3 separate regions of the Mus musculus genome follow, and all the other regions are linked to region 1. The links are chromatin loops, found by intact Hi-C in ENCODE. Cell type or tissue: left cerebral cortex. All regions are shown on one strand.

Region 1 (8,000 bases):
TCTACTTCCCTAGCCCAAGATGGTCCACAGAGCCTAGGGAGCAAGCAAAGCGCCTTCAATTCTCTCTTTCTATTCCCAGCCTTGGCCATCACTCCAGCTTTCTTGGGTCCTCACCAACAACGTCCCAATGTCAGCAGGAAGTAGTCACGGAGACGATTGCATGGCCCCTTACCATTTATTATCAATTGGGGGGGTGGTGGAATGTTAGGTCTCAAACCCAGAAAAATGGCCAACCGAGATGCCTATTTAACACATCAAAGTGGATCTGGCTGCCAGTTTCTCCCAGCAGCCCTCAGTCCCTACCTTTATAGGGTATGGCTGGCATACCCTGCCCCTACCCTAAACTTTAGCACTGGTTTGGACTGCCCTTTCCCCAGGCAGCAAGCAGCAGTCTAAAGAGCATGGCACCCTTACTCCTACCTCGGCCCTTCCTACTTCCGTACCTTTTATAATACACAAACGAGAAGGATGTGGGCACTTATCTCTTGGGTCCGGCCTGCTACACCTGTCTAGGCTTCTCTTCTACTAAAGACATTATCATCTCTCTTTTCCTCTTTCGGTTTACCTTTTACTCTTTTGGTCTCCTGGACCTCCCCTCCCCCCTCTCCTTACATGGCCTGGCTCAGGGTCATGTTCATGCTAGGCTCTCCCAGATGTCTGTCTCTGACTGTGCTCTACCTCCTGTCTACAATAAACCTTTCCCTCCACCGTACGTAGGCACAGTCAGGTCCGATCTTTTTACTTAGTTTTTTCATTCACACTGATCTCCACATGGGCACCCATGTGTGCACGTACACCTGCGCATACACACACACACACACACACACTTTAATAATTAAAAATGAAATTCAAGAAGCTCAGAAGGCAGTTAGCTTCTTTAAGGACATCACTGAGCAGTACAGTACAACAGCTTGCTCAGTTCAACAAGCACCAAGAAAGTCATTTCTAGCTGGGCGTTAGGGACGCCCTTCAGCTTGGAGGATGATCACACACAAAATTAGTGCTGCCGGTTTAGATCGTCAGGTATAAAAAGGTGGATAAACAGAAACAAAAAGGTACAGCAAATTGCATGGGGTCAGTGCTCAGCTGAGTATATAATGAAGTAGGATACCCTGAATGCAGGGTACTGGTCGGCACCTGAAGCTACAGATACAGTGGCTAGGAGTATGGGCACTGAAGTAGACCATCTGTGTTCAAACAAGCAATATAAAAACAAACGTCCTACTCCCCCCCCCAAAAGCTCCATTTGTGCCTCAGTTTCTTCCACTGTATAAAGGAGATGGTAGCAGTACTTTGAGTTTTGTTTGTTTTGTTATTTGCTTGTTTGTTTGTTTGTTTGTTTGTTTGTTTGTTGAGACAAGGTCTCATGTAACCCAGACTGGCCTCAAACTTTTCTACCTAGCTAAGGATGGCCTTGAACTTCTTCTCATTTTTCTCCCTCCACTTCTGCATGCTAGTATTACATGGCTGGATTGTTCATTCAGTGCCGGGAATTGAACCCAGAGCTTTGTGCATGCTCAGCAAGCACTCTACCACCTGAGCCACCTCCCCAGCCTGACAGTTGTGCTAGACAAAAGGCACACTGGGTTTCCATGTATAAAGTGATCCTAAGAACAGGTTGGCTGCGATCAGTGTCTTCTCGGTCCCTGGCATTTAAAAACTGTTCAATAGATATTGAAGAACAGATGAATCCACAAATGAAGAAATTAATGGTGTTACTGAGTTAAAAGAGGGGAAAATCCATTATGGAAGGTGTGTGGTCCTCAGGAAGGCTTGCAGGTCAGAAAGACTGCTGTGCAAACCAGTTAAAGGAACAGGCTTGGTGTTCAGTGTATGTTAGGATGCCTGAGACATTAATCACTCATTCCTTAGCTCTTCTGTATGCATGCCCAGCCATTTTGAACAAGCCCGTAGAGTAATGAAGAGATCAGGATGAAATAACAGCATGTCTTGAACCAGAAAAAGCTGAAGGAAGAGCCCTGCGTCCCAGGAGTTAAGCTGTGTGGTGTGCGGAAGTTTGTGATGGCTTCAAGGCCCAACCACCACTCACTCACCCTGCCCAAAACCAGTTCTGTGGTTTTCTCTTCCCTTAAATTAGCCTTACTCCACAAGGGATAAACACAAATGCTGTCTTTACAAGAGGCTAAAGATCCTAAAAGCAAAATCTATTTGGAAAATGATTAGCTACTAACATAGCTATGGGAGGAGCTGAGGGTATACTGTGTGTTAAAACCTACATTCTGCAGACAAGTGGACAGAAGCCCAGAAAAGTCACCCCAAATCTCTCAGTTCAAGAGAATGCAGACTAAGAGGCATCAGGATGCTGGTGTTGGCAGACTAGAGCTTCCTCGGGGTTGGGAAGGGGGTGGGTGGGAATCCCTGTAAAAGTAAAATGAGAGAGCAAAAGAACCCCAAGAGGAAGATGAGGAGTTGTAGTGCTGAGATAACTCAGGCTAAGGGCTGACTGCAGTGTGTGTGTGTGTGTGTGGGGGGGGGGCAATGGGAGCCTACAATAGGGAGACTATTAAGCTGGTCTGTGATTTTAGGTTGAGGGTGCGCTCCCAAACAAAGAACAATTCAAAACTCGGGGTTTTGCAGGTAAATCCCCCATTCTGAAAAAGTACACGGGAAGCCTCGTGCTCTGTCACCAGATGTTTTCAGTCTCAGTGGGATGTCCCTGTGTACTTGCAGCATGAGCCTGTGTCTGCGCAGGTCTGTACGCCTTGGTATCCTCTGGGGAGTATGCCTTAGGGCAACAGAGGGGTGGGTGGGGGATGGGCTTTGGCAAAGAGATTGCAGAAGAGTCTCTGGAATCCAGGCAGATCCTAGCCCCTCCCCCAACACACACACACACACACACACACACACACACACACACAAGCTTTGCTCTTTTCTTCCCCTCCCCCACGATGATCATATCCAGGTGAAGAGATTCAGTCAGAAAGTCCATCAGGGTAAATTTATAAACGGTTAAAGCTGGAGCCTTATACCCCAGAAGCCTGCTGGTTTGCTCCTTCGCATATTCACAAGGCACTTGCACACACATGCGCGGGCACACCCACATGCACACTCTTGGCACCCCAGAGGCCAAGCCAGGCCAGACGCATCTCTCCTTTAGCTTGGAGGAAACAGACAGGCTGTGACATGAATGAAATCTACCCAGCAAGGCTGCCTTTTCGCTCCGACCACGCAACCTCGGGCCAAACCGCTTGGAATACGTAACAAAGTTTTATTTCGCTTTTAGAGTCTCCAGTTACTCTTCTACCATTTCCTGTGGAAAATTGAAGCTTTGAAGTGTCTAGCTCAGGCTTTTGCAGACGGGGACCGCTAGCGCCACCCGGAAAACAAGCACCCCAGCACTACCCTATGGACATCCAGGACCCCAGGTTCAAACCCACTCGGCACCTTCCAGGGGGCGCGATGAGGGGATTTTAGAACTCCAGAAAAAGGGTACCTGTAGCTGATAACCCCTACCTCTGGCCTGGGTCCCTAGTGGCTCTCCTTCAACCAAGTGACAGATGTAAATCACCCGCCAGAGCCTGGAATACTTGGCCTTGCCACCCTCCACCCCACCCCCACTCCCCTATATCTCCAGCTCTGGGTTCAAGTACTCAGAAACTGTTCAGGAAAACTTGGAGCAATGCAGTGTTGTCTCTCCACCACCACCACCACCACCTACATGAACACGTTTAGGCCCACCCAGCTCTATCCTTCCACCTTCGCTGCCCTCAGCCATGCCTTCCTAGCGCATCCACAGCGACCCCAAAGGGCCTGGGGCAAGCGAGAGAACTGCATGGCAGACAAGTGAACCTGCCTCCTCCAGATCTTAGCCCAACTCGTGGGTACTGGAATGTGGCCCCTTAAAGATCACAACAGGGTTCTAGAAGCTATTCACGAGACTCAAACGTCTCAAGCCAGATCCGAGTAAAACAACATACTAAATTAAATGTAAAATAAAAAGGGTGTTGGATTTTGCTCCTGTCTTGCGGGAGGCAGCAACCTCCTGGCCCTGCACAAAGGGGGCGGAACCCTGTGTGCTCTGGGAACATTACTACCAGTGTCAACCACGCGGATCCCAAGCTCAGGAGTGAACCTACGGGTTCCTGGCTGTCTCCACTCTGGCCCCTACCTCTAAGGCCGTGGAGAGCGCGAGTGGCCAGAGAGACGCGGGAGGGGGACGAGAGGCAAACTTGAACCCGGAGTTGACAGAGCCACTTACCACTGGCGTTCTTCCCACAGATGAGGTGCTGGTAGGGCTGCAAGAGCCCCCAGATTTCCGAGTCGTTGTTGACCGTGTGCTCCAGGGTCTCCACGGTGAATTTGGGCGCTTCGTGAAGCGTGTGGTGGTGGTGATGATGGTTGGCGGCGACGGCGGCGGTGGCTGTGGTTGGCGGGACTGCGGTCGCCGCCGTGGCTGGCGGGGCGCAACAACTACTGCCCCCGCTGGCGCTGCTGGCTGCGCTGCAAGGGCCACCGCTCGCCGCTCCCCCTCCCGGAGTCTCGCGCTCCTTATCCGCTGCAGGGGCTCCGGGGCCTGAGCCGGGGCCTGGGCCAGAACCGGAGCTGGAGCCAGGGCCAGGACCGCTACAGCTACGAGGTAGCCCGGAGGCCAACACCCGCGAGTAGATGTCCCGGAAGAGACTCTCCATACAGGCGGTCAGGTAGATGGCGGCATGCTCGTGGATGCGCAGCGCCACGCGGCTGTCCACCATCCAGCGGTACACGCGGCCCACGGAGAAGGTGAGGCCGCAGCGCGCCGACTTGCCACGGCCCAAGCGGTCGCCGCCAGCGCTGCTCATGTTATAGAGGGACAGCGCGGCCAGCGCGGCAGCGGTGCAGTGAGCCGCCAGGCCCCAGGACAGTACGATCTCCATGGCACTCTGGATCTCGTACTTGGTGCACTTGGCGAAGCGCAGGCTCAGGCGCTGCGCCTCTTTAGCGATGCGCACTAGAGCCCGGCTTACCAGCATCGAGAGCTTGGCCAGCGCGTCCTTGGGCAGGCTGCCGGGGACCGCTGGGCCTGCCCGGGGATCCCGCGAGCGCAGCAGCAGCAACTCCAGTTCCTGGAGGGTCCAGGGGACCTCGTCGAGGTCCGGCAGCAACCGCGAGCAGTGCTGACCGGCGCAGTCCAGCCCCTCGGAGTCTTCCACCAGGGCAGTGTTGACGGTGTCAAAGCTGTTGTGCCGGCTGTGCATGGAGTCAGCTAAAGGCGGCCAGCAGCTCCCGCCATACGGGGACGCCGGGTGAGAGTCAGAACAGCACAGAGACAAGTTGGAGGAGCGCACAGAGTCCGCCGCGCCACCATAACCCGAGTCCAGCGTCAGATCTTCCAGCGTTCGCACCACAGGCTTCTTACCTCTCCTGGCCATCGCTGCGCCACTTCATGCTGCAGCCGCCGTGGAGCCGAGGGGAAGGAAAGGCAAGGATCTGTGGGCACCGGGGTCCTCGGGGACAGCGGGGCTCCACGTCGCCTAGGCTCACTTTCCCACCTGGCGTTGCCAGCAAGTGTCACTACTTTCGCCTGTCTCCCCGAGCCGTCACCACGGGAAGATACACGGCGGAACCTGAAGTCATCTTCTGGAGTCGGGGCCAGAGCGAGGGCGCACTGAGCCGCGAGCCAGGCCGGGAAGGAAGCTCCCGCCAGGACCCGCGCCTTTCATCCAAAATAAAAGTGTCTGGTCCTCTCCTCCCTGGGACCAGACGGATGCAGAAGCCTCCGAGAGCCGGCCACAGTGTCGATAGGACCTAGATCGCCCCAGATACGGCCGCCGCAGCTCGGCGGGCTACGGGCTCCCCCGGCTCCGGGATCCGGGCCGCGGTTCTCTTGAGCTCCCGCCCCGCACTAAAGCGCTGTAGCCAGGCGGCTGCAAAACCCTGCTGAGCCCCAGCAAACCAAGCAGTCAGAGGGCGGGCGCATGCAAAGCAGGGCCGTCGAAGAGCCAATGGAATCGGGGGATGCTAATTACTTAGGTTTTTTTTTTTTTTTTTTATTCCTCCCTTCCATGCGGCCCCGCCCCTCAGACACGCCCCCCCAGGCCTTGACCAGGGCTGCAGCTAGGAGGGATCCGCGGCCTAGGTGGAAGCCTGGAGAAGAACAGTCATCCTGCAACTGTAGCTTCCCTAGTTTCTGCTTTCGAACTATCGACAAAAATATCATTTATATCGTTATTTGTTCCACTCTGCGGTTCATAAAGTGTTTGTCCGAGGGTTACTTTCTGCTTTGGCATTTTAGATTTCTCTTTCCCTCCCACCAGCCCATACAAGATGCACGTTTCTCCTCCCTCTTCAGGCACCCTGACTAATTCAGGCGGGTGCCGCTTCTCAGCCTGGGTTTGCTCCAGCATGGAAGGAAATAAAACAGGAAAGTAGTGAGGGGGAGACTGATAATTGCCACTGGGAAGCGAATCTCTAGCCATAAACCACCTGTCACCAGGACTTTCTAGGTTTGTTCGGCAGACAGGAATCTACCCTTAAGTTCCAGGGTGTGTGTGTGTGTGTGTGTGTGTGTGTGTGTGTGTGTGTGTGTGTGTGTTCCGGCCACTCTGTGGTTCTGGTGGACAATGCTCTAGACTGCTCAAACTTAAATTTGTGCACAGGAGAATATTCTTTTCAGCTAAAGAAAGATACAAAATATATGTGTGTGTCTGCTGCATTTCTGTGTCTAACAGCATCATTGCTTGGCTATTTGTCTATCTCTACCTACCTTAGGAAAAACCTTATTCATTCAAAGATTCCTACCTCCCTTACACAATCCTATTCCTACAAGAAGCCCACCCTGATCTCCCAAAACTATCCTGGGTGTTTCCACCACCCCACCCTCTTCGATGGCTTCACATTTCTGGGCCCTTGTCACGCTGGCTTGCTACTATCTATTTATTTGTCTGGATCCCACATTGGGCTAGGGAGTTGTGGTAAATGTATGAGTCGACAAGGGAAGGACGTGCTTTGAACTGCTGGTTTGAACGTTCAACTGTGGCTGAAGGGATGTGAGAAGACACTCAACATCACTGGCCATCAGGGTAACTGCAAATCAGAACCATAAGGAGCTGCCAGCTCATGCCTGTTAGGATGGCGATTATCAGAAAGTCAAAAGATTACAAGCATCAACAAGGGTGTGGAGGATAAAGAAGAGTGTACTCTATTGGTGAGAAGGGAAATTGATATAGCTATTATGGAAAATAATGCCGAAGATCTTCAAAAAATTACTAATTAGAACTACCATGTGATCCAATAATCCCACATCTGGATCTTTACCAAACAGAAATAAAGCCACTATTTAAAAGATCTATTTACTCCCCTCTCCCTGTTCATTGAAGCATTATTTGCAATCGCTAAGAGAGAATATTGTTCAGACTTCAAAAAGAAGGAAATCTCACCATGTATAACAAATGGCTAATCTGGACAGTATCATCCTGCTAAGGGGAGTGTCTCACTTATTGTGTGACTCTAAAAAGAATCACACAGTAGCACCAGAATGTACGATGGTAACTGGGTGCAGACAGGGGCGGGGGATTGTTCAGCACACAGACTTATATTTACAGATGATGTGTTCCACAGTTCTAGAGACATTACATACATGCAGGGTGGCATCTAGAGTGAATGATGATGTCGGTAGGAAGTTGTCTGTAAGTGTTCTTATCAGGCAGAGGAAAAGGTCAGATGTATGGGTTGAGAGGTATGTTAATTTTCTTGATTATGGTAATTATTCACAATACATATAATAAACACCACATAGTACACCTTAAATGCCTATCATTTTTGTTTGTCATTCAAATCTCAGTAAGGATGGGGGTGGGGCATAGGCAGCTGTGGATTCCCTGCCGTTCATCCTGCATATCCCATGTCATCCTGTAATTTCCATCCTAATACACGTCCATAGCAACACGTTCCCTTTCCTGTTCTCTAATATCAGAATCTTCCTAAAGTTTACCTCTTATGTTGTCACGCATAACAAAATCAAAACTAACAAACCACTCATATCAAAAAATGTGAGCTATTTT
Region 2 (8,000 bases), 240 kb before region 1:
AGAGATTCGAAGCAGCTTTCTGAAAGCAGGCCATGAGAGGACTGTGTTTGGGGGACATCATTATCCGGGGGGGGGGGCGGGAGCAGGGGGAGGATTTTGAGACTGTGCTCTGTGCCTCTTGAAAGATTATTCGCTCACACAGATGCTTTGGAAAGGTGGTCCAGAGAGCCAGCTTCTGTCTGTCTTTCCTTCTCTCTGCTTAAGGAAGGGGGTGGTTCTGAGAGCTACAGGAAGTGACGTAGCTTGAAATATCACTACCACTCTGTTCACACTTCACTCAAAGAGGGCAGCTAATCCCAGGCGAACAGTGGGACTACTTCACGCTTTCACAGCAGAGAAGACAGTCAGGACAGTCATTCATTTGATCGTGGAGGTCCCTGCCACTTTGCTCACGGCTCATTTCTGGCTTCATGGTTGACAAGGGCTCTCATGTAACTGAAAGCACAGGCACAGAACTTGCCCTGAACATACCATGAAAAATAGTGAGAGATGGGGTATCAGGATGGAGGGAGGTCTTGGAACATATACCAGGCTGGGGTGTAATAGGGGAGCTGAAAACTGGGGACTTGTGATATTAGCACCAGCACGTGGTGTTTTCTGGGGCATGAAACCTTGGCCAGAGTGTCCTTACAGCACACAAAGGCACTGAGTAAAACACCTGGGAGGGACTGGAGAGGAGGATCAAAGACCATGTCTGAGGATCTTGAAGGGGTCTGTGAGGCATAGTGACCCGTAATGGGGTAGAGAGTCCTGCTATAACTCAGAACTGGTCCAAAATGGGTTTGGCTTTAGGGCTGCGTTTCCTGTCTGTGTTCCTCAGATGAATGTAAAACTCACCAACAATTAAAAAAAAAAAAAAAAGCACAGGGTAACACTGCCAGGGCATCTAAATTTGAAGCTAAAAGGTTTCCAGGCAGTTGATTGGTGGCTGCGGCATGCCAGTCTCCTTGGCATCTGCAACTACCAAGCGCTGCCTGAGCAGGCCTTCAGGCAGCAAAGAAGAAAAAAGTGAGATTCTACTTAGTTTGTGCCTTGGAGGGGTCTGGAGCAACTACTGCGAATGGCGCCCCTGACCTTGGCGCGATGCCTCTGCTCGGTATTGAGTCCTCCCAATCATGTGTGCATCATCGGGGATTCTCTTCCATCTCATGAGTCACCCCCCTTCTCAGACCCCAAAGCGGGTGGTAGTTTCAGAACTTGAACCTAAGCCCGTCTTGGTTCTAAAGTGTGCAGGGAGGGGCGCTTCGATTCCCAGCCTAGTGCACTACATCCAGGCAGGCAGCCTTGAGATAGCTCTGTCAACAAAGTGACACTGTGGGTCTGCAGGTGAGGACAGGAGATGTGAGGAGAGGAAACCTCAGTCTGGCGTGGGGTGGAGGGGAAAGGGTGATCGGCCCAGCATGTGTTGGGCATCAGGAAAGGGCTGGGATGTGGGCGTTTTCTGTTCCATCCTAGAAAGGATGAGTCAGGAGCTAGGAGCTGCTGGGTCAACACAAGCCAGAGGTCCCCAGAGCTACAGCAATTTCTTTAAAGGAAGCACACACAGGGACTTTGTGTAGCTACTTGGGACTTTGGCTGGGGCCTCAGAAAGGTCACCATCTGCCAGGTGGTTTCGTCAGGGCTTCGGCCACTGGAAGGATGAGATGTGAAGGTGACTGGGAAGGGAAAGTATGGGCTGGCAGGGCCTGCAGCCCTCCGCACCCTCACCTCCACATTCAGGTCAGCTCCGGCATCCAGCAGCATCTGCACCATTGCCTCGTCCCCACGGACGCAGGCGTACATCAAGGGGGTCATACCCTGCGGTGGTTAAAAACCAGAGACGGAGACGTTTACAAGGTGGCCGTGGTCAGTTGACAAACACATGGAGCATCTTATTGGACTCAGACTCTGGCAGGACAAAAGAGTCAGTGTGGAGCCCTGTCACACACAGGGTCACAACCTTCCACATTCTGGAAACTACAGGGGAGGAGTGAGGGGAGGTGAACATCACCTTTTGTGATTGTGGCTTAAGTTGGAGGGTTTTCACAGTACAACAAACCTATGTGTGTCTTTACAACCAGTGGCTGATTGGGATGTGGTGGGGGTGGGTCTCACAGGAATTTTCTGGATTCTGTAACATCAACCCCTAAAGTATTTAATTATGATGACTACAGTGTCTTTGACATTTGTCTCTTCGAAGCATGACAAGGCGTCCTTGCTGCTCTGTATGAGCCTTGGGTCAGACAGAGTCAATGGTCACTGGATATCCCTGTGGTTGCTTTCACTGACATCTGCTCTGATATCACTCTATACAAGTCAAGGCACTGAGGCAGGATGGCCTTCAGGAAAACTTCCCCTTCTCCGACTCCTGCTCATCACAAACCGAGCATCACAACCAACAGGAGGAAGGGGTGGGGCTCTCCATCCAAAGGGCTGTGAAGGCAGTTATTTGGGAAGATATTCATGCTACAGCCTTGTCTCACACTATACACCAGTATAACAATTTTTTACTAGAGATAGTCAGAAAGAATTAAAATTGTAAGCAATGCCAAGTTGGTTTCTGCCCCTGTCTCTAGGCAGAAAGGGGATGAAGTATAGCATACATGAGAGGGGCTCTAGCACTGCACATCGCTGTGGAACTGAAAACTTTACGGGCAAAATTCCAACGTCAACGACAAACTGAGATACCTTGGTTCCACTAAAGGACTTCGTGCCCTGATACAGGAAGAATTCCTCTAAGAAAACAAGAAAACAGTAAAAAATGCTGATAAAAAGCAGGCAAAAGGAAAGTGGACTAGCAGGGAATACATATATAACTAGAGGTGTGCAAAGACTAGTCAGACTCCTAGGGGGAGGGGCAGTACTGAAGACTGAGAATTCAGGAAAGGCTGGTACATTTGAGACACTTCTGTTTTAAAGAAACATTTCCCCAAGGAAATAGAGATTGGAACAAAGATTTGTGTAAGTGTGCTTAGCTCAGCACTAGTCACAAACACTTTAAATATATGATGGGGGAAGGATGGTTAATAAACAAATAGTAATCACTTTATAGAGACACTAAAAGCGACTTAAAAAAGAATATTCATTGACATTGTAAGGTATCTGGAATGTAAAATACTGAAAAAATAAAACAGATAAATAAGTCCCTGGTTTTAAACATACAAGATACACATGATTGTGTACTGAGGATCCCTGACGTTGTCCAAGAAAGTGATTAGCTGTCATTATACAGTCCCTTCTATTCCCTTCGTGGGAGCTCTTTGCAAGAGCTGCCTGTGGAAGAAACAGCCCCATCTGTCCCTTGTAACAGCACTCAGGATTCACACTGAGAATGGCTGTCCATTTGCACGGTCTATGACACCACCACATCCCCAAAGTCCCCTCTGTGACTTGTGGTTGCCTCTCATGGCACCATGTTCAGAATCTGGTTGGTGCTGCCCTATCTGAATGTGCTCTAGGGTCCCCAGACTGACTTTGGTGTCTTTAAACACACCCACCCTAAGAGCACAGTGCGCATGGCCTAGATCTGTCTGGAGCCAACAGCAGACTGGCAGAGAAAAGCCTTTAACATGCCAGTAAAGAGACTTGAAGGTTGCAGAGTCCTAAATACAAACGATGGCCAACCTAGGGGCTCCATCTCCTTTCTGGAACAGGTCTGGTTTTCATTCCTTTTTAAATTTCAGCTGCGACAATCATGTGAGATTTCCATAAAGATGGGCAAGTGTATTTTTAGAAAATTAAAACCAAACCAAACCAAAAACCCCCAAACACTAAGAGAGAGAGAGAGAGAGAGAGAGAGAGAGAGAGAGAGAGAGAGAGAGAGAGAGAGAGAGGCAGGGGAGGGGCATTAATTTTTTTAATCGATCAGCAGAGGGAGCCTGTGTCCCGTCAGCTGCTCGCGCCCAGGCTAAGCACGGGAGGAGATGAGGTCCAAGCAGATTGGTACCTGTTCGCTCATGGTGTTGATTCCATCCGGCCCCAGCAAAGACACTGCCTGCTTCACCAGGTCGGTCCGTCCACAATTCAGCATCCGGAAGCCCAAGTCCTGCTTGAACTTGGCTTCGATGGCCACGGCGTCCAGCTTCCGAGAAGCACAAAAGCAGTCGTCCGCCCTGAGGGGTGGGGAGGGAGAGATGGTCACGTGGGTGCAGCCGCTTTTCCCCCCAGGATCTGGTCCCTGAGATCAAACGTCTTAGCAACCCCCACCGAGCACCTGAGATCCTCGCGGGCTTTTCCTAGGTTTTTGCCTTTTCTAGGTTTCCATTTAAAAGAACTGCCTCAGCCTGCACGGGTGGAGCACTCTTTACTCCTGGAACTCGGGAGGCAGAGGCTGATAGGTCTCTGAGTTCGAGATCAGCCTGGTCTATAACGTGAGTTCCAGGACAGCTAGGACTACATAGAGAAACCCTGTCTCAAAAAACCCAACCAAACAACTGGTGTCTCACTCCGCGCCCGCCCCCCCCGCCCCCCCCCCCCCAATTTCTGGCGGTTCTAAATCCTGTCTTTACTGAGCTTAGGTGTGGTCCCTCAGTGTGCCAGTAGAATCCTCAGCTAAGAATCATTTCATTATGCAAATATTTAGGCATTTTTTAAAAAAATAGGTTAGGTTCTCTGCTGAATGTTTTATCTGAGTTGTTACATTCGGGTCCCACACAATAGAAGGCATAATTCCTATGGGGGGACTGTCCAAAAAACAGGAATGAGGAATCTTTCTGAGGCTACCCCATCTATAAGTGATAGCTTGGATTTGAACCAGAGAAGCATGTGTGGAGAACCCGTCTTCGGATCTTCTGTGCCACTCTAGCTCCCGAGTGCAGAACCTACTGCTTTCCTGTTCACTTGACTGAGCCCTCATACTTGGCTGTGGACTTCTGAGCAGGCATTTGCCTGGGTCCATTCCAGTGACAGAGGAGACAGGGGGCATTAAGACAGGAGAGTGGACAGAGCTCAGGATGGACTCTCTCCTTTCAAAATAGAACAAGCTGGAGAACTTGCTAGATGAAATGAGAGATGGCAAGGTGCTTCAGCAAGCCACTTCAGGGAGCAAGAGGCTAGGCCAGGAAACGAGGGAGGAAACCAATGAGAGAGGGTGATACAGGCTTCATGTTGAAAGAATGTTAGTACCTTCTCCCAGTCCCCATGAACTGGTCAATAATCACTCAACAATAATCAAGCAACAATGTGTTGATTGAGTGCCTGTTAGGGTCATGTCAGCAGCCCTGCGCTGGAAGCCCACAGTCTGGTAGAAGACAAGCATGAAGACAGTCCGGAGAAGACAAGCATAGGCCATATTCTCATGTATCTCATACAAGTATTTAGGGTTCGGTGGTTCTCTCTCTAAATAAAAAATGTTATGAAACTATAAGCCCCTTTGCACCACACACAGCCTAGGGGAGCCTAGGCTTCCTCGGAAGGTGGCCCTTGAGCTGTGGTTGTAGGTATGGGGAGAGGAATGGCAGAAGACAAGAGCACTCTGTGCAGAGCCAGCAGGAGCAAGGGTCCAGGTGAGACATGGCAGGGTATTTGAGGCTATCCACAGAGCCCAGTGTTTCTAGGGCATTAACCTCTGGGCAATCTGTGCCAGTTGCTGAGAGAGGAGGGGCAAGACCACAGAGACCCTTCAGCTACACAGCTGCCTGTGTGGTGGGAGAGGATGGAGGGACCCCAGGGCCTGGCTTCAAACATGACATTGACATCCTAAACACTGAATGGAGCTGTGCCTTACAGCTTCTCGGTCCAGTACGCGTGGGCTTTGAACTTGTCAAGCATTGCCAGATTAGGCAAATATAAATGCTAGATCAAAGGTGCGTGGGGCATCTTTATACCAAAGCTTTATTCATTGTTTATCGAAGATGGAAATTTAACTGGGTTTCCTCTTTTATCTTTTGAAGGGCAGAGCTAAACATGCAGAGAAACTCAGGATCCCTCACCTTTAGTGTGGCGGCCAACTTCATCCTAAGGGCTAATGGTCCCCACATCTGCCCAAGGAGACATTGTGGCATCAGGGTAACAAGGCAAGACCCCAGAACACAGATCACAGAGGCCTCCAGGGGGAGTAAGTGTGAATCTATGCATGTTAGTCTAAAGTACACGTGCATGCGTGTGTGTGCATGTGTGTGTGTGTTTAAATCTCTGGGAGTCATCCGACTTGATTCATTGCATAAACAACCTTTCTTCTGCTAGATGCTAGCAATGTTGGAAAAGGCTGCTTTGTGGAGTCGCTTAGTTCCCATCCCGGGGAAAGATCTCGAACATTGGAGGAGGGTCAGGGAGTGTGGAAGACTGATTTTGTGGCAGGAAATGGCTGTTACACCTGTATTCATAGTAGCTGTGATTATTGGTTCAAGATCTGTACAACCTGGGACTTGTCAACACTTCACATGGGATACGGGTAAGGTTTCAGGAGGACCCACCATTCTCTGAGGGCAAATATGTAATTAACAGTTTCTGGGTAGGGGCTGGGGAGGGAGAAATTTTCACAGTGATGTAGCCATTGGTAATGTGGCCACGCTCCTGTAAACAACTCTAACAAGACTCACTGGGTTATTAAAAACAGAACAAACACCATGGAAACAGAAGAGGGGTTGTTTGGAAAGAGGGAGGGGCTTAGCAGTGGGGGAGGGGCAGAAGAGTGACAGAGTTGGGGATATGATCAAAATATATAATTTATAAGTATGGAAAATGTCATGATGAAGTCCAGTGTGTATAACTGATATCCACCAATAACGTTTTCAAAAAGGAGTTCCCATCTAGGGTTAGAGATGTGAGTGATCTCGGTCACAGGAAAACCCACTGACTCGTTTCCTCTTGCTTGTCCGTCTCTACCAGCCTTAGTCAGATAAGCGGGTTTCTCCCTCCCCTTCAATCAAGCTGCACGCTGTGTGCTTGGGCCAGCATGGCCAGCGCCTACCGCCTTGGACACCATGCCAAGGGGCTCCAGAGGAGGGAGGTAGACACTGGGTTCACAGAATTCACAGGCTTGTAAACAGATAATTCTAAGAACATTACAAGTGTTTACCAGCTCCTGAGGTCCTTGATTTTAATTAGAACGAGACAAATGGCAAGAAAATTACTGCAGCTAAAATGATGATAATTGTTATTACAGGAAGCTGACGTTCACGGAATACCTACTGTGGAGTTCTAAGCTCTCATGTGTTAACCCATACCCTCATCACAGTGAGCCCAGGAGCTACATATTATGTGCAACCTACGCCAACAATGAGTTAAACTGAGGCAAAGGGATTACTAGAGACACGGGTGCTAAGGGGCAAGCTGGCATGTGTCAGGAGTGACCTAGCCTCCACCTGTTGGGGATCAGAGGGTCTTGGAACACACTGTCATGTTCTGTCCATACATGTAGCTCCTACTGGAGCTGGACTGTTGGCTACCTCTTAGACCACGAAAGTCAGCGTTTTCAGAATGGAACTCTGTGAAAACCTCCATCCCCACCCTCTAAACTTGCTCCTGGTTGTCTCACCTCAGCCATTGACATCGCTGCTCATGTAGGTGCTGGAACCAGAATCTAATCTCACACCCATATTCATTCCAATAGCTGCTATTTTGCACCTGAATCCCGAGTCTATCCCCTTTCTCCACCCTCCAAGGTCCTGGGTCCCAGCACAGATCTCTGGGTAGAATGCTGCAGGAGTCTAATAATCTTGATGTCATTCTCCCTGCCCCATGTCATCTATCACATAGACTCAGAATGTCAGCATAGACAGGTCCTGGCAGGTCCCAGCAGGTCTCGGCTTAAAGTCTTCCAGTATACTGAGGATAATTTTGGCTCTTGGCGCAGAGTCGCCTGCAGGGCCTAGCTAGGCCCGCTGCCCACATTTCTTTCCTCCTTCTACATCCACAACTTTGCTCCTTTTCTGCCCTTTCCACACACCAAGGTCTTTCCTGCCCCAAGGACCGTGTCTCTGAAGTTCCTTTCCCTTGGAAAGCCTCCCTTGGGTGTCTTTGCAGGGCTGGCTCCTCCTGGTCCTTCAAGGGTAAGCTTGATCATAGACGAGGAGGCCTGT
Region 3 (8,000 bases), 260 kb before region 1:
TCATGGGTGCTCTTGGCCTGTATTCCCTGCTGGGACTCACATGGCATCAGTTTTCATTATTACATCAGGGCATGTGCTGCTGACGGAACATGCTAAGGACTCTTAGGATACAGACAGGACTCAGCCAAGGTGGAAAGCCACAGAAAAGCTACCCACAGTGATCAAACGGTCATGGTTAAGGGAGGAGAGGAAGAAGACACTGGTCCTCTTCCTGAGCACAGAAGGTCTCTCTGGGTAGTGCCACTATGCAAAGCAACCCATTTAAGGTGAAGACAAATACTGCTTAGTTGGGGTTCAGGTAAAAATTTCAGTCTTCAGGGTCAAAGCAGAAGGATGGAGAATTCAAAGCCAGCTATATAGTGACTCTCTCAAAAAGAAAAAGAAAAATGCTTAGATTCTTAGGAGCCAGATTTGGGTGTAATCCACACTAACCAGAATATCATGTGAATATGAGAGAGAGAAAGAGCACAGAAACAGGAAGGAAAGTGGTAGTTTGCATAGTTTGCCTGAGAAGTGTCCCCCCACAGTTTGGGGCATTGGAGCACTTGGTTCTCAGTTGGTGGCACACTGTTTGGAAAGGTTTAGATGATATAGCCTTGCTGGAGGAAGTATGACATTGGGGGCAGGCTTTGAGATTAAAAGCCTCACACCCATTCAAATCCATTTTCTTTGCTTTGTGTTCGCTGATTGAAGATGTGAGCCTTCAGCTTCCTGCTCCTGCCATCAAGCCTGCCTCTTGCTGCTATGCCTTCTTACCATGACAGACTCTTATCCGACTGGAAGCCCAAATTAGCCCTTCCCTCTATAAACTGCCTTTGTTGTGGTGTTTTATCAGCAACAGAAACATAATTAACACACACTTGAACTTACACTGGAATCAGGAACACCCCTCACCCCCAATTTTTGGCTTGATAGATGCGACTGCCTAGGAACAACCTCTCTCCCCGCCCCACCTCCCAAGTTTCTGGTTTGATAAATCTGGGGTATGATTTCCTAATAAATTCCTTGTGCCTGCTGTTGAGTTGGAGACCACATTTTGAGGCCCACCGTTCTAAAATCTTCTATTCAAGATTACTGGTTAACAGAGACATCAGCTAGTGCCTGATTAGGAAGCAGAGTTGAGAGCCCAGTCCAGGCCTGAGGAATGAGTCTGTGATGTAATTCTTGTCACTGAAGAGTGAATGACACTCTTAAAGAGACCACTGTTGCCTAGCGTACCTTCCAGTGTACAAGGAAGAAACAAGGCCAAAGAGATAGCAGATCTGAAGCAGGGAAGAAAACCCCTTGGGTTGAGGACATAACTGAGCAGCAGAAACAACTGGCTGATGTGTGCTAAGGCCCAGAGTTTAATCCCAAGCAACATAACACAGGGGGACCTACCTTGGCGTGGCTGTAGATATCCACACAGTTGTCAGTATTGATGCTTTTTGCACAGATAATCTCACAGTGTCGCTGCAGAGCCTCCAGCTGGAAAAATTTAGCAGCAGACAGAAGCTAGAATCCACAAAAAGGGCTGTTAGAGACAGGGAAGGGGCAGAAGAAAGAGCAGCCAGACTACTGGAGTGAGCCCCTGTGATGGTATGAATGAGAACTATCCTTCATAGTCCCAGGCATTTGAGCATGTGGTCCCCGGCTGATGACACTGTCTGGGGGGGGGGGGGGGGGAAGCGGGGACGGGGACGGGACGACAGTTTAAGAGCTGAGGCTTTGTTGGAGGAGGCACACCACAGGAAGCAGGCTTTGAGAGCTGAGGGCCTTTCCCTATTCCCAGTTGCCTCTCCCTACTTTGTGTTTCTGGTTCAAGATGCGAGTGAGCTCTCAGCTGCTGCTCCAGCCACCATGGCTGCCACCTGCGGTCTCCACGGCAGTAACATGACTGCAAGCTCAAATAAACCTTCTCTTCTTCAAGTTGCCTTAGTCGGAGTGTTTTGAGACAGCAATAGAAAAGCAATGCAAACAGCCGCAACCCACAGAATGCCCAGCTGAGGGTCAGGAAGTAGAGATGGCTGGAGTATACTGCAGGCGTAAGGTGAGACCAGGGGGACAGGCCCTGGCTACACAAGTCTACTGTGGGACAGAGAGCGTGGTGAAGTGAGTCACAGACACACCTGTGATAGCAGGTGAACCCCAAGTGCCCCAGATCACATCTAGCAAGGAGGAGGGGATAGGCACCTATTAGTGAGGTGGGTATCACCATGGCTCCCCCCTTGCCTGTGTTCCCTGGATCTCTACTCTGATGTCATACCTCAGAGGGTCTTTCTTTGCCACCCCACCTCAGGGACCTTCCCCTCATCCCCGCCCCCCCTTCTTCATCTTCCTTATGGTACTTCCTATCTAGAAGCTATTTCAGTCCTGCTTCCCTTGACAGAGTCCAGGAGGTCCGGTTCTTCACCCCATCGGACCGACTACTGCCACCCCCAGCCCAACCAAAGTCAGCTCTGGGCCATGGGAGGCTCACAGAAGTCTACTGAAAGTGACAGGTTCTGGAGAGGGGGAGCTATAGTTTCCCAAGTGTGTGTGGGAGCAAAGTGGGGTTTATCGTAAGCTTTCTTGGGTTTGTTTCTTTTCTTCTTCTCCTTTCTTGTTCTCTCTTCTTCTTCTTCTTCTCCTTCTTCTTCTTCTTCTTCTTCTTCTTCTTCTTCTTCTTCTTCTTCTTCTTCTTCTTCTTCTTCTTCTTCTTCTTCTTCTTCTTCTTCTTCTTCTTCATGATACTGGCTGGGAGGTTGCTATCTACTCCTGGTCAGCCTCAGATCCCTCCCAGGTTCTGGAGTTACCTGTACATGAGCCAGCTGTGACTTAAATGTGAATTCATTTCCCTACATAAAATCTCTCAGTGAATCGGCTCTGCAGATGCTGGGCAGGTGAACATGTCCCTATCCTGGGAAGACAGCACATTCCAACTCCACAGAACTTGGGTTCTGAGCTGGCTGTGTGGACCCTCTCCTGCCTATTTATCCAGCCTCTTGATCACAGTCTCTCTAACAAACTAGTACATGTAGTCAGTGCGGAAAGAAAAATGTAAAATGTTTGTAAAGGCAACCAGGTCCTGTGGAGGACAAGATGAGAAGAGGGGTCCAGAGAGCGGAGTCTCTCTGGTGGGGGCGGGGTGGGGGAGGGTAAGCAGAGTATGGAGATAGGACAAACTGGGCACTTAGGATGGCAGAGCCCTACAACTTTCTCCTTGGCCAAAGGTGCCTAAGAATCTTCTAAAACAGATGTTTGTCAAATCCTCCTAGACCATGGCCATTTCCAGGAGAGAAATCAGAAGCCAGCTAGGTCAAATAAATTGCCCAAGGCCCCACAGATTAGACATGGCAGAGCCCTTATGTAACCCAGAGTTTGGGCTGAAGGGCACTGGCACTAAACTTCTAGCTTTTTTTTTCCCCCGAGACAGGGTTTCTCTGTATAGCCCTGGCTGTCCTGGAGCTCACTTTGTAGACCAGGCTGGCCTCGAACTCAGAAATCCACTTGCCTCTGCCTCCTAAGTGCTGGGATTAAAGGCATGCACCACCACTGCCCGGCAAACTTCCAGCTTTTAAAAAAGTTATTTAACTATTTTTTAAAAGAGGATCTCTCAGATCCCAGCTACCACATGTTGGCTCACAACTGTCCGTAATGAGATCAGATGCACTCTTCTGGTGTGTCTGAAGACAGCTACAATGTACTTATATAAAAGAGGATCTCACTACATAGGCCTGGCTGGCCAGGAACTCCCTATGTAGACAGGGCTGGCCTTCAATTCAGAGATCCACTTGCCTCTGCCCTGAGAGTCCTGGGATTCAGGTGTGTGCCACCATGCCCGGCTAGTGCCTGTCTTTGATTTAGGAAAATGGCTCGGTGCTCTGGCTCTGGATAGGGGGATACAATGGGGAGCCAGGTGCAGAGGGAGCAGAAGCTGGGGTGGGAAAGTGTAGTGGTGGAGACATGGAGGAGGAACAGCAGGCAAGGGGGCAGGCTAGGAAAGGCTCCCAGCTCTAAAGAGCCATGCTTCTCATGGATGTAATTCTATTAGCAACCACAAGGGGGAGGACGGTCTCTAGGATACTTCCTGTGGTGCGGTAGCAGTCCAAGCCTGCCAGTCCCCCAACTCTTCCTGAGAACGTGCCCCTCACAAGCCAGTTAAAACTGGTTTCCACCCAGGGCCCCTGGTGTGGCTAGTCGTCTAGGGGAAGACTCCCCAGAGAAGCTGCCTTGTTTGGGAGGACCACGAGTCCGGGAGTTTCCTAATGCCTGGGTGGGCCGCCAGCCTGAAGCCAGGGAAGGCTGGGGTAGCTAAAACCACAGTGGTCTCCTTACCTCCATGATCTCATTGTTTTTAATGAGAAGTGACTCTGGGCCACCGTAGTAGAGATACTGCATGACGAGCTGGAAGGAATAAGACACTGTGAGCAAGACCCCAGTCGGACTCAGTTCCTTCAGAAGTCATCACATCACCCCTGGACATCACTCTACCTGACGGGGGACATTTGGACAGGTTTCCCTGATGACACCCTGAAATCATGACCCTGTGGTTTCAGGTTCTGCCCCCATGTCTATCTGCAGGGCCAAATGAAACAACCTGAGCGTGGCTCCTCATGACAAGTGAGTCACCTGAGGATGATGACCAGCCTACCTCTCATCCAGTCAGGCTGTGCAGGTGACACAACTTAGAGAGCCTCCAGAGTCCCAGTTGACAAGACCCCAGAGGAAGCCATAAAGGATCCAGGGTTTGGAAAGTCACTGGTGGCGCTTGTCCAAGCAAGGCTGTCCCTTATCATGTGACTTCCAGTGTCTGAAGAGTGTCCCACATTATAGAGTTCTGCAAATGGCTGTCCCCTGAATGACTGAATACCATGAATGTATCTGAGTTTCATACATGCTTCACTTGACAACCAAGGGTTCTTTTTGCACGAGGTGCATACACAGTCCAGTTTGCCCCAGGATCTCCATTTTCAACTGTCTTCCATGTGACTGGCTTTACCTGCCTGGAGCTTTGGTAATGGGGTGGGCAAAATTCACAGACTGGTCACAACCTGTGTTGGGATCACACTGTGGTACAACTACCACCATAATAGAATTCTGGAAAATTCTTTTCAAATGTGCTCTGGTATATTCAAATGTGTGTGTGTGGTGCGTGCACACGCATGCTCTCAAGCACACTAAATAAAACACCAATTTGGGAAATGCTTAATACTCTTAAACTACCAATTAGCAGATAGTTCTGTTTCCCCCACTGCTAGCCAGGACAAACTAGAATTACCCAGTTTGCACGTTTCAGTTAAGCAGACCCGTAATAGAATTTGGTTGGTTGGTTGGTTGGTTGGTTTGTTTGTTTGCTTGCTTGTTTTGGGACAGATCTCACTATGTAACAACCAACTTGCTGTGTAGCCCAGGCTAGCCTCTCACTCACCTTCCCCGTACCTCCCCTTCCTGAGTGCTGGGATTATGAGTGGCTGTCACCACATTCAGCCTGGTGCCTGTCTTTTATGTGCACTGTCCTCTCTCTTGCCTCTACCAGAACCTGGCCATGTCTTCCAGCTCCTTCAGCCTGGATGCGCTCTCTTCTTTACCAGTGGAAGCTGTCCCTTCTTTGGGTCCAGCTCAGTGGTTACTGGGTTAGGAAATTTGGGTCTCCTTCCCATCAAGTTTTGTTTCAGGGTTGTCTGTCTGCAACTGAAGTGTCTTTACAGTCATCTGAGAGTACAGATGTCTCTCACTCACTGTATTTCTGTGCCTAGCATAGTGCCTGGCACACAGACACATCACCATCACCATCACTACCCCCACCACCACCATCATCATCACCATCATTATCTGGATAAAGGGTCTCACTTGGCATTCTCAGGTTGGCCTAGAACTCATGGCAGTCTTCCTGCCCAGTCTTCCAAGTGCTGGGACTGCAGCCATACCTCACCATGCCCCCTCCTCGTGTGAACATGTCTCCTGCGTCTGAATCTCCCTTATACTGACTTGGGGTTTCTGCATCCAGCTGCCTGGTAGAGAGGCGGTGACATTGTCTAGGCCTTGGGAAATAACAGTGCCCTGTTCCCCTCCCCCTCCCACCTTGGGGAGCAGAGCTTATAAGTGTGGGGATACCGTCAGCCAGCACTGGGCTATTGGCTTTATTAAAATCAATTGATTCCCCCAGCACCTTCCTTATAAAGGCCAAACCAATAATAACAAGAAACACCACTGTAAGGCCCACCGCCCACACGGGCTCCCCATTTATAAAGCACTTTCCTATCAGTCACACGCATTGTCTCGTTTGTTCAAGGTCGAGCCACGGGCTGAAATCGCTGCCTTGGCGGAGGACGACTTGGGGCTAATGGAAGTTAAATCGGACCATCCCAGCCCTGCCAGTGGAAGACTCTGCCAGTGGAAGCATTTTCTCTAAGTGGGTGCAACAAGCCCTTATCAGGCCAAATGGCCGGCATGAGGAACTGCTTTTCTTGGCGGCTACCAACCTCTGTGAGGCAGGGGCTTTTGCAGCCCGGTAGAGGCCTAGCTCCAGCTGCGGCCTCAGTGGGGGCTGGCTTTTGTACACGAGTGATGCTAAGGAGTCTTGAGGGAGGAAGCACAATGCAGTATCAATTACTATAAGCTCTTCTGCCAAAAGGTACACGCCAGAAGCGTGTGAAGCGCACGGGCTTCTGGGAGCCCCCTTCTGGGTTGGATTTGGCTGGCCTTCCTTGGCCTCCTTCAAGCCACAAATGAATGTTACCTTCTTTTATGAGGAATGGCAGGGACACAGACAAGTCCCCGGGGCATGATAAATCCCCCTTTCCATTACAGGAACTGGAAGCCAATGTGGCCAGCAAACTTTCCCCATTGGAAGCAATTACAGGGCTGGGGATCCCTCTGAGGCCAGCCTTTCCCATGTTGGACTCTGAAGACAAGACCACTGGGCAAACATTTACTGAGTGCCTCCTTGAGCCAGGCTCTTGTTACTGGAGTCTTCCCAGTGAGGGCCACACTTACCAGTCATGGGATACTTCTTGGTGTGTATACACACACACACACACACACACACACACATTTACATGTGCTCTTTTTCTTGCCTTCAGCTCATGACACCACCCCCCCCCCCCCGACCCATTCTTTCTGCATTCTTTCTGCAGGGTTAGGTGACTCCAGAGCCGACTCATGTCCCCAGGTATGTGAGAAAACAATGGAACTGGGTTCAGTTTGAATCTCTGCTCTCCTAGGGGGCAGCCGTGGGGACCTGGGCCACACCCTTCCAAGAGCTCTTGGCAGGGGAGTTGGGAGGATCAAAGGGCACAAGGACAGCATTATCTTTCAGGTTTGGAACCCCGGGTCCAGCAGCATTAGAGGCCCTTGCCAGAAGTGTGAGTTCTTGTGCCTCAAAGTCAGGCTGTGAGGGTGGGCCCTACGAGGTCACAGTTAGTGTGGTTCCTGTCTTAACGGCCATCCTAAGACTCTGCAGGGCATTTGGATACCTGCTAACATCCAGAAGGTGCTGTCAGGTAGAGTGCTGGGCTGCATGCATGATGGTTAGAAAGGAGGAGGAGGAGGCCTCAGTGCGCCCAAGGTCTGATGTACAGACTGGACATCCAGGGGGCATTTTCAAAGATCTGTAGGTAATGCCAGTGTGTCGTGGAGGCAGAGGGAACAGGATTTCTGCTTTGGTATGAGTTTTAATAAAGAAAGACCATCTCAGAATGGAGTGCATTAGCCGGGCCACCAGATAGGCTGGGCACGGATCCTGCTTTCCCTAACATGGCTGGACACATCATTGAAGTCCTTTACATGCATTCTTGTCTTTGTCTGGAATGTTCTAGCCTCCTTCTTGAGCCCAAAGCCTCATTCTGAGTCTCCCAGCTTTGGCTTGGCCTTCTGCTCTCCATTCCCTGCCCTAACATCCTGGGCCTGAGCTGTTATAGTACACGCCTCTGAAAGGGGTATCCTCTTTTGTATATAGCCCACAGTATGCAGTGGCTGACAAGTGCTTGAAGATACTCCCTCTAGACTCATGAGTCTTTGAGATAGGGTCTCCTTTACCA

Evidence for each region. Peaks named below come from ENCODE experiments on the same cell type or tissue, not always from the same donor. Only the 100,000 strongest peaks of a DNase experiment are listed, where the experiment ranks them.
Region 2: a loop joins it to region 1, with 2.1 times the contacts of the local background. A loop is called at or near these places in 8 of 42 quality-filtered maps.
Region 3: a loop joins it to region 1, with 2.6 times the contacts of the local background. A loop is called at or near these places in 4 of 42 quality-filtered maps.

What each region holds. Positions count from the first base shown.
Region 1 is chr10:85,384,698-85,392,697 of GRCm38, reverse strand. Btbd11 (BTB (POZ) domain containing 11) reads right to left here and starts at 5,884. Exons shown (of 17, transcript NM_028709.2): 1 at 4,220-5,884. The coding sequence starts at 5,369. In left cerebral cortex, CTCF peaks have their summits at 3,789 and 6,034; DNase peaks (open chromatin) are centred at 4,645, 4,907, 5,273, 5,914 and 2 more places; H3K4me3 peaks cover 2,484 bases.
Region 2 is chr10:85,620,994-85,628,993 of GRCm38, reverse strand. Btbd11 (BTB (POZ) domain containing 11) reads right to left here. Exons shown (of 17, transcript NM_028709.2): 5 at 3,926-4,091; 6 at 1,708-1,797. Among named protein-coding and RNA genes, the nearest start is that of Gm40731, 35 kb to the right of the region's middle. In left cerebral cortex, a CTCF peak has its summit at 3,861 (motif pointing right); DNase peaks (open chromatin) are centred at 3,547 and 3,934; H3K4me3 peaks cover 479 bases; H3K27ac peaks cover 249 bases.
Region 3 is chr10:85,647,972-85,655,971 of GRCm38, reverse strand. Btbd11 (BTB (POZ) domain containing 11) reads right to left here. Exons shown (of 17, transcript NM_028709.2): 15 at 4,297-4,365; 16 at 1,381-1,494. Among named protein-coding and RNA genes, the nearest start is that of Gm6713, 59 kb to the left of the region's middle. In left cerebral cortex, a CTCF peak has its summit at 4,008 (motif pointing right); DNase peaks (open chromatin) are centred at 1,392, 3,993 and 4,738.